Linked DNA regions of Homo sapiens: region 2 is linked to region 1. Evidence: read pairs that join two places in POLR2A ChIA-PET (ENCODE). Cell type or tissue: MCF 10A. All regions are shown on one strand. Links, peaks and the distances in the headings refer to the core of each region. The heading gives the core; the rest is flanking DNA. Region 1 overlaps ATF1 (activating transcription factor 1). Region 2 overlaps DIP2B (disco interacting protein 2 homolog B).

Region 1 (4,392 bases), core at 232-4,231:
AACCCCCGTCTCTACTAAAATTACAAAAATTAGCGGGGCATGGTGGCGCACGCCTGTAGTCCCAGCTACCCAAACTGCTTGAACCCAGGAAGTGGAGGTGGAAGTTGTAGTGAGTTGAGATTGCACCACTGCACTCCAGCCTAGGCAACAGAGCAAGACTCTGTCTCCGAAAAAAAAAAACAACAAAAAAAACCTCATTTAATATACATTAACACTGAACTACGTATCAGTCGCTAGCACTGTAACGCATGCCTGAATGAAACTTATCTAACACATGTATTTCCTCCATAAGGCACATCACAGCCTTCTTGCACTTAGAACACAAGATAGCACTTTGTACTACACTTGGGAGTCAATTTTAAATAGCAAAATCACCAACAAAAAGGAGAAAAATGCAAAAAATGTAGTTATACTAACTAGACCGCAAAGAGGCCAATTGTTTATACTATGAGAGCTGATGCAAGAAGACACAGCATCACCTTGTTTGACCTCAGCCAGGAATATAGGAGTGACTCAAATTTTTTGCCACTTTGCACATGTCCATGAATGACCGCAAAAGTGCCGTGAGTGTTTTTGGAGTTAGAAATAAATTTTATCAAGTAGGCAAATTTGCAAATACAGAATCTGTGAATAATAGGAACCAGCTCTAGCTACTCAGGAGGCAAAGGCAGGAGGATCACTGGAGGGCAGGAATTTGAGGCCAAAGAAATATGATCATGCCACTGCACTCCAGCTTAAGCAACAGAATAATACTCGGTTTCCAAAAAAAAAAAAACAGGGCCAGGTGCAGTGGCTCACGCATACCAGCACTGCACTTTGGGAGGCTGAGGTGGGCAGATTATTTGAGCTTAGGAGTTTGAGACCAGCCTGGGCAACACTGCAAAACCCCATCTCTACAAAAAAATACAAAAAGTTTAGCCGGATGTGATGGCACACACCTGTGGTCCCTGCTACTTGGGGAGCTGAGGCAGGAGGATTGCTTGAGCACAGGAGGTCAAGGCTGCAGTGAGCTATGTTCACACTACTGCACACCAGTCTGGGTGACAGAGTGAGACCCTATGTCAAAAAAAAAAAAAGATTGGCTATAAAATAGTTAATTTTTATTCCTCATCTTATTTGACCTATCAGCCACATTTTACACAGCTGACCATCACTCATTCTGATTTCCAATATTTGAGTTACTCTTGATTTTCCTCCTACCTCACTGACAATCCCTCTTCAATGTCCCCAAACTCCAAATGCTAAAGAAGCCCAGATCCATTGACTCATCTCTACAATACTTACCTCTCAGTAATCCCATCTAGTCACATGACTTTGATCACACTACACCTATGTTAAAGAGATATTATTCCACAGTTCTTGGATGCTCTATTTTTCTCCCTGCCCTTTCCTTTGTTCTCTGTTTTCGTTGTGGGTAATTTCTACTGACCTATCTTCAAGTTCACTGATTCTTTTCTTAGCTGTGTCAAGTCTACTAATAAACCCAAACATATACTTCACCTGTGTCACCATTTTTTTTTTTTAGACAAGGCCTCACTCTGACACCTAGGCTGGAGTGCAGTGGTGCGATGTTGGCTCACTGCAACCTCTGCCCACTGGGCTCAAGCAATCCTCCCACTTCAGCCTCCTGAGTAGCTGGGACCACAGGGTGTGCACCACCATGCCTGGCTTTTTTTTTTTCTTTTGTATTTTTAGTAGAAATGGAGGCTTGCCATGTTGCCCAGGCTGGTCTTGAACTCTTGAGCTCAAGCAATCTGTCTGCCTCGGCCTCCTAAATTGCTGGGATTACAGGCGTGAGCCACCACACCATTTTTATTTCTAACATTTCCATTTGACTTTTTCATATAGTTTCTAACCCTCTGCTGAAATTCCCCAGCTGTCTGTGCATGTTTTCTACCTTTCCCACTGGAGCCTTTAACATATTATTCATTCTTATTTGAAATTCACTCTCTGATAGTTCCAACAGCTGGGTTATCCTGAGTCTGGTTCTGTTTATTGTTTTGGTTTTTGACAGTGAGTTGCTTCTTTGTGTGCTTTTGGTATGTGTTTTATAATTTTTGCCTGAATGACAGACATCATGGGTAAGACACTAGAGACTAAAGTAAATAGTATTTATCTTCAGAAATGGGAAAACAAGAGAGTACACCTCTTCACTAGGGTGTGTGTGTGCGTAGGGAAGGGGTTGAGTCATCTATTCAGGAACTGAGCTGGGTTTGGATTTTGTTGTTGTTTGGATTACCTTAAGTGTACTACCAGCTTCAAATTCCTCTAGTATGACTTTCTGCTTAGGGTGGGGCTGGTATGTCAGAGGGTTTTTCTCATTGTTCTTGCCACACACTCAGCCTTAGGCTTCATCTCTGCATCTGCCCCAAAGAGGCTCTTTCCATACTCTTGTCCCTCCCCCAGGGGTAGATTGCTGTTGCTTGACTTGACAGCACCAACAGGGAGGTTCTTTGTTGTCCTGGCCCAGTCTCAGTCTCAGGTAGGCCCTATGTCCCTGGGTTACAGGGGTTGGGGCTTTCTCCCAGTGGCAGAAAAACTCTAATAGTCTAAGCCCTTAACAGTTTCCTGCCGTTCCCTCAGGGTTTGTGGGTTTTCTTTTTCTTTTTACTTTTCCCAGACACAATGGAAAACTGGGTTTATTTCCTTTTTCCCAGCGGCTTAAAGCCTTTTTTTCCAAAGGAAAAAAAGGTCCAAGTGGGCCTGTACCACCTACCAAGGCATTCTCTGGTCTCCCTTGTGTCCCCAGCCCCATTTTTCTCCTAAGCAACTGCTGGAGGTCCTTGGAGAAAAACCTACAAGAGGGTATGAACTGTCTTTGTGTCTGCAGCTCCCAAGGATTCTATACGCTCACGCTTGCCTACACTTGGACTTTAGCAATTCATTAATTTTCCTGCTAGTACGCAGCCCTGCTTATTTTCTGTGCTCTGCCACAGGTGAGCCATGCCCACACCCCACCTCTATGAGTTTATTATTTTATAGAACATACAACTTATTCTTGTTTCAGGGTAAGAGTAACATTCTTTCCAGCTTTCTGCATCTTGGGGGAGTCTGGAAATCATCCCATAATTATAAATACCACCTATATAGCCACAACTCCTAAATTTAGATTTCTAGTCTGGACCTCTCTCCTGGACCCCAGACTCATATATCTAGCTGCCTACTGGATAAATCTACTTGGATGGTCTGCCCAACAGATTTTAGGGTGGCCCCCATGATCTGCAGCTCCTGGTGTTTGGGACTTTGTCTAATCCTCTCCCCTTGAGAGTGGGAGGGACTTGTGACTTGCTTCTAACCAACCTTATTAAGCAAAGATGATGGGATGTCATGTTTTATCACAAGGAAATGGGATGTCATTCCTTTGATTATATTATGTATAAGACTGTCTTGCTAGCAGACTTGCTCTCACTCTCCTGCTGGACTTGAAGCAGGCTGCTATGCTGTGAACTGCATACGGAGAGGATCACGTGGCAGGGAGTTACTGGTGGCCTTTAGGAGCTATGGGCAGCCTCCAGCCAAGAACCAACCAAAAAACTGAAGCACTCAGTCCTACAGCCACAGTGAAAAGAATTCTGCCAACAAACTAAGTGACCTTGGAAGTAGATTCTTCTCTAGTCTAGCCTCCTGCTAAGAACTCAGCCCTAGCCAATGCCTCAGTTGCAGTTTGGTGTGAGACCGCAAAGCAAAGAACCCAGTTAAGATATGCCTGACCCCACACAAACTGTGAGATAATAAATGTGTGTTGTTTTAAGCTATTAGCTTTGTGGTGATTTGTTCTGCAGCACAGAAAACCAACACAGATAATATTACAGACATAACATGCCTAAAAACCAAATTCCTGATTGCCAACATTCCCCCAAAAAGAAATGGAAAACATCATCCAGCATTGTCCATCTCAATAAATGGCAATTATATATATACGTCTGTGTGTGTGTGTGTGTGTGTGTGTGTGTGTGTGTGTGTGTGTGTGTGTGTGTGTATGTATATATATAATTTTTTTTTTGAGATGGGGTGAGTCTACACTATGTTGCCCAGGCTGGTCTGGAACTCCTGGGCTCAAGGAGTCCTCCCACCTGAGCCTCCCAAGCAGAGGGGATTATAGGCATGCACTACCACGCCCGGGTCAAGTAATTTCATTCTTAACAGTTGCTCAAACCAAAACTGTGACGTCAATCTTGGCTCGTTCCTTTATTTAAAACTCCACATCCAGCGGGGAGGGGGGAGGGATAGCATTAGGAGATATACCTAATGCTAAATGATGAGTTAATGGGTGCAGCACACCAGCATGGAACATGTATACATATGTAACTAACCTGCACATTGTGCACATGTACCCTAAAACTTAAAGTATAATAATAATAAATAATAAATAAATAAATAAATAAAAAATAA
Region 2 (4,392 bases), core at 122-4,121, 54 kb after region 1:
AACCTCTAACTTGTCTCTCTTCCTCATACTACAGAGGGGTTTCTCAAACTCAGCACTACTAACATTTTGGCCAGATAATTTTTTGTTGAAAGGGGCTATCCTGTGCATTGCGGTGTTTACCAACACCTCTGGCCTCTGCCCACTAGATGTCAGTAGCAAGCCCCCTTTTATGACAACCCAAAATGTTTCCAGACATTGTCAAATCTCCTCTAGGGTGGCAAAATCTTCCCAGGTTTCAAACTGCTGCATGAGAGAGATGTTCCACCTATGCAGGCTAGGTCAGTGCAGTGGGGCACTCCAGATAACACATCCAGGGTAGTGGGGCTTGGGAAGAGAAGTCTTAGAGCCCTGGGCCAGCGCTCACTGCCGGACACAGCTAAAATTCCCTTCTGGGCTAAGGAGGCAGGCTTTTACCCATGGGGCTCAGATAAAGTGTTGTTTCAAAAACCCTACTCTGACTCATTTATCTTATCTGTCCTATTATTTTTAAACTCTTAGAGGAAAGAGACTATCCATTTTAGTTTAATTTATATCAAATGTCACAAAATACTTTTATATGGGCAATAACTATTATACTTTAATATTAAAGAACAGTGTAGCAACTGAGAGAATTAAAGCTTTCTTATAAATGTAAATCTTATGTATTAATGATAAAAACAAATTCCTTCCCTCTTCCCATTCCCCTCCTGGAATATATGAACAAAAGGAATGAGGGAAAATGCTGGCTTTGAGGTTCCGAATTTGTTATGCTTAGGAACTAGTAGGAAAGGAGCATTAATAAATCTGTTGTACCTGTCATGTCTTAGTGATTTCAGATCCACATACACAGTAGTCGGATCAGGCCCTGAGGTTCCCTAAAGAAAGACAAATCAATGCGTTGTTTAGAATTTCGATAAACTGTATTTCACATTTTCAAACCAAGAAATAATTTAGCCATATACATGAAAAATCCACACTCTTTTCACCTCTCCTCCCCTTGAGAGTAGGCCCCCTGCTCTCACTCTTATCACGGGGACTGTGGCAGCACTGAAACATTTCCATGCTGAGGAGGGCTTTCATCCCTGGATTCAAAGCAGAGGTGACACAGGTCGGCAACCCAGGGACTTGCAAAACCAGTATTGGCCACAGTGACAGCAAGAGGGCTATGATGGGGCTCAAGTTTAAACCATCAAGACCCTTCTGAAAGAAGAAGGTCACAGAAGACCTGAAATAATCCACCCATGTGTGCTATCTTCTTTCACTCACTTTGTCCATGCCTATATTTGCCTTATTATTTTTTTAAGAGACAGGGTCTCAATCTGTTGCCCAGGTTGCTGGAGTGCAGCGGTACAATCACAGCTCACTGCAGCCTCAACCTCCTGGGCTCAAGCAATCCCCTTGCCTCAGACTTCCAGGTAGCTGGGACTAGAGGCATGTACCACTAAGCCCATCTATATTTTTTGCAGGTGAGTGGTGGGGGTAGGGGAGAGATGAGGTCTCAACTATGTTGCCCAGGCTGGTCTCAAACTTCAGGGCTCAAGCAATCCTCCTGCCTTGGCCTCACAAAGTGTTGGGATTATAGCCATGAACCACCACACCTGGCGCTATATTTGCCTTATTACACATTAATACATAAAATTAGTCTCAGTTCTAGTCCCTTTTCTGTTATTTACCCATCAAGAATAACATGACAAAGTTGCCATCTGGGTAGAGAAGAGAATACAAGGTTATTGTTTGGAAAAAAAAAAAAAAAAAGAAAGAAAAAAAATGGTATAGAATATAGAGACAGAAAAACAGAAGGTCAGACCGGGCGCGGTGGCTCATGTCTGTAATCCCAGCACTTTGGGAGGCTGAGGCGGCTGGATCACTTGAGGTCAGGAGTTTGAGACCAGCCTGGTCAACAGGGCGAAACCCTGTCTCTACTAAAAATACAAAAAATAGCCGGGCGTGGTGGTACACGCCTGTAATCCCAGCTACTCTGGAGGCTGACGTGAGAGAACCGCTTGAACCCAGGAGGTGGAGGTTGCAGTAAGCTGAGACTGCACCACTACACTCCAGCTGGGGTGACAGAGCAAGGCTCCGTCTCAAATAAAAAAAAAAAGAAAAAGGAAAAACAGGTCAGATACAAGTAAAATCCAAATAGGACTCAAATCTTTGTGACTCGTCATCATGACCACACGACGATGACTCAAGTAAACACCAACACTGCGCTCACTGTCAGCACTGCTCCAAGAACTCCGAGTTGGCAGCTCAGTGATTGTGCAAGCTGCCTGGGGAAGCACAGTACTGCTACCTTCACCTTACAGATGAGCAAAATGAGACACAAAGAAATCGAGATTTAAAAGCCCGAAGTTCCAAAGCAAGTAAGTGCGGCTGGGGCCCAAGCCCAGGCAGCCTGGCTCCAAAGCCCATGCTCTGGGATACTCCATATTCCTCTCCCATTTGTCAACAGACAAGATTTCATGAGGGTCACCTGTAAACATATTGCTACATTGACTCTTGATCCAAAAGTGGTGCTGACAGCCCGCGGGGACAGCCCGATGTCTTTGAAGAGCTTAGAGAAGGACTGCTGGAGTGCAACGCGGGGCCTCTCCTCCGCCACCACCACACAGGTCCGGACGCAGGAGAGGTTGATCCCTCTGGTCTGCAAGACACCATTATATGGGAGCCAAGTCAGTAGGATCATAAAAGAACTGAACAGGTAAGGCCACTGTTCTAGCTCCTTGGTCAGGAAAAGCCAAGCAATTGTGTATTCTCACCTCAGGCACACAGAGAAAAAAGCAGCTTTCAGAAAAGAAGAAACGGACAAGGCATCCCATTAAAATCACTATCTGCTGGTAAATTTGCTCATTCTCTAGTTCTTTCCTCTTTCTTCTAAAAATCTAAGGCTCTTCAGCAATGTTTTTATCCCTCCTCATTTCTGTACCTTAGATGTCCCCCTATTTGATGAGACTGAGAGAAAAATTAATCTAGAACTCTGGCGATCTAATCTCATCTCTTTTTGCATTCCAAAGATATTTTTCTATCAAAGAAAATTCAGTATCTTCTGACTTTCTCATCTGCAAGTCAGACAGATCATCATTTGACACACACATGAATCAATGAGTTACCCTTATCTTTGGAGATATTCTGAATTCCTAATATTTTGAGGTTTCAAATTCTATTAGGAAAAAAAAGTATTGGAAGCCACAGTTCCCTTTTATGTTTACATAAAGTCTTTCCAGTTAGCCTCCCAACCAGTTTCCGCTTCTTGTCCACAAAGTAAGAATCATATTAAACTGTGGAAGAGTGCACTAAATTAGGAAGGTGGAAGAGATAAACTTGCCAAAGTTTAAAATACACCCTTTTTTAACTGAGTGACTTGAAAAAGGCAAGCAAACATGTCTGTTAGCCCCTGCTCTGGCCCTGTTACGTCCTGGCGCATTTCTTCAGAACCTTTTGGGACTGGCCACCTGCTGGAGCTGCTTCTTACCTTTAGCACTTCCACTTGGTTCCCAAGACCTTTGGTGCAGAGCTCCATCACTGAATAGGAGCAGAAAGTGTCCCTTATTTTGTACTGGTTGACTGTGGAGAGCCAGAGGAAAAGGTTGTTCTCTAACTCCATAGGAGGAATTAAGACAGACTGGTGGCCTGAATAGACACTGCAGTGAAAGAGACAAGAGCTGGAATCATCAATTCATCCTGGATACCTGATGCTTCAGAACCCCACCAATTCCACAGATATTTACTGAGTGTAAAGGACAGTGTAGGGACATATGAGATATAAAGCTCTAAGAATCAGTCTTGTTCCTATGCAACTCGCAAAAGGAGCAACTATGAAATAAAGCAGACTGTGGTAGGTCACTTAAGTCTACATAACATTCTTACAGCTGCCCTCAAGCTAATTAATATGGTCAAGATGATACTAAACATTCTGGAAAGGTAATTCCTAATAACTAATCTTTAAAACCCTGATGGAGTAGCATTTTTTCCTCTTTCTATTCAGAAACCTTATGTGTGGACTGGATTTTATTCCTATGGTTTCTTTTAAAGATGTTTATAGCCATTTTATTGATGCTCTGAATATGAGATGTGAATCAAGAACACTGACATCACAGAATAAAGAGCAGTTCATTCAAGCTCGATAAGCCAGGGTAGGGGAGTGGTAGTGCTTCACTGAGCTGGTGACACTTGAGCTGCAGCTTGAAGAATGAGTATGAATTTGGCAGTGGCCAGAAGAAGTGGGGACGGTAGTGAGGGTGTTCTAAGCAGAGGAACAACATTTACAAAGGCCGATAATTACAGCATGTTTGAAGCGATCAGAAATATTAATAGTATTCAAGTGGCCAGGCACGGTGGCTCACGCCTGTAATCCCAGTACTTTGGGAGGCCATGATGGGAGGATCGCTGGAGCCCAGAAGGTGAAGACCAGCC

The links. ChIA-PET counts read pairs that join two places held together with the same protein. Peaks named below come from ENCODE experiments on the same cell type or tissue, not always from the same donor. Only the 100,000 strongest peaks of a DNase experiment are listed, where the experiment ranks them.
Region 2: POLR2A ChIA-PET joins it to region 1 with 6 read pairs; 1 of 35 experiments calls an interaction of 5 or more read pairs at or near these places.

What each region holds. Positions count from the first base shown.
Region 1 is chr12:50,784,872-50,789,263 of GRCh38, reverse strand. All of the region lies in intron 2 of ATF1 (activating transcription factor 1), which reads right to left. Among named protein-coding and RNA genes, the nearest start is that of ATF1, 23 kb to the right of the region's middle. RefSeq lists an enhancer at 1,205-2,134. In MCF 10A, for the core only: no CTCF peak of the experiment used is centred there; DNase peaks (open chromatin) are centred at 503, 2,263 and 4,153.
Region 2 is chr12:50,730,597-50,734,988 of GRCh38, reverse strand. DIP2B (disco interacting protein 2 homolog B) reads right to left here. Exons shown (of 38, transcript NM_173602.3): 31 at 3,452-3,620; 32 at 2,453-2,623; 33 at 793-854. Among named protein-coding and RNA genes, the nearest start is that of ATF1, 31 kb to the left of the region's middle. In MCF 10A, for the core only: a CTCF peak has its summit at 180 (motif pointing right); a DNase peak (open chromatin) is centred at 2,188.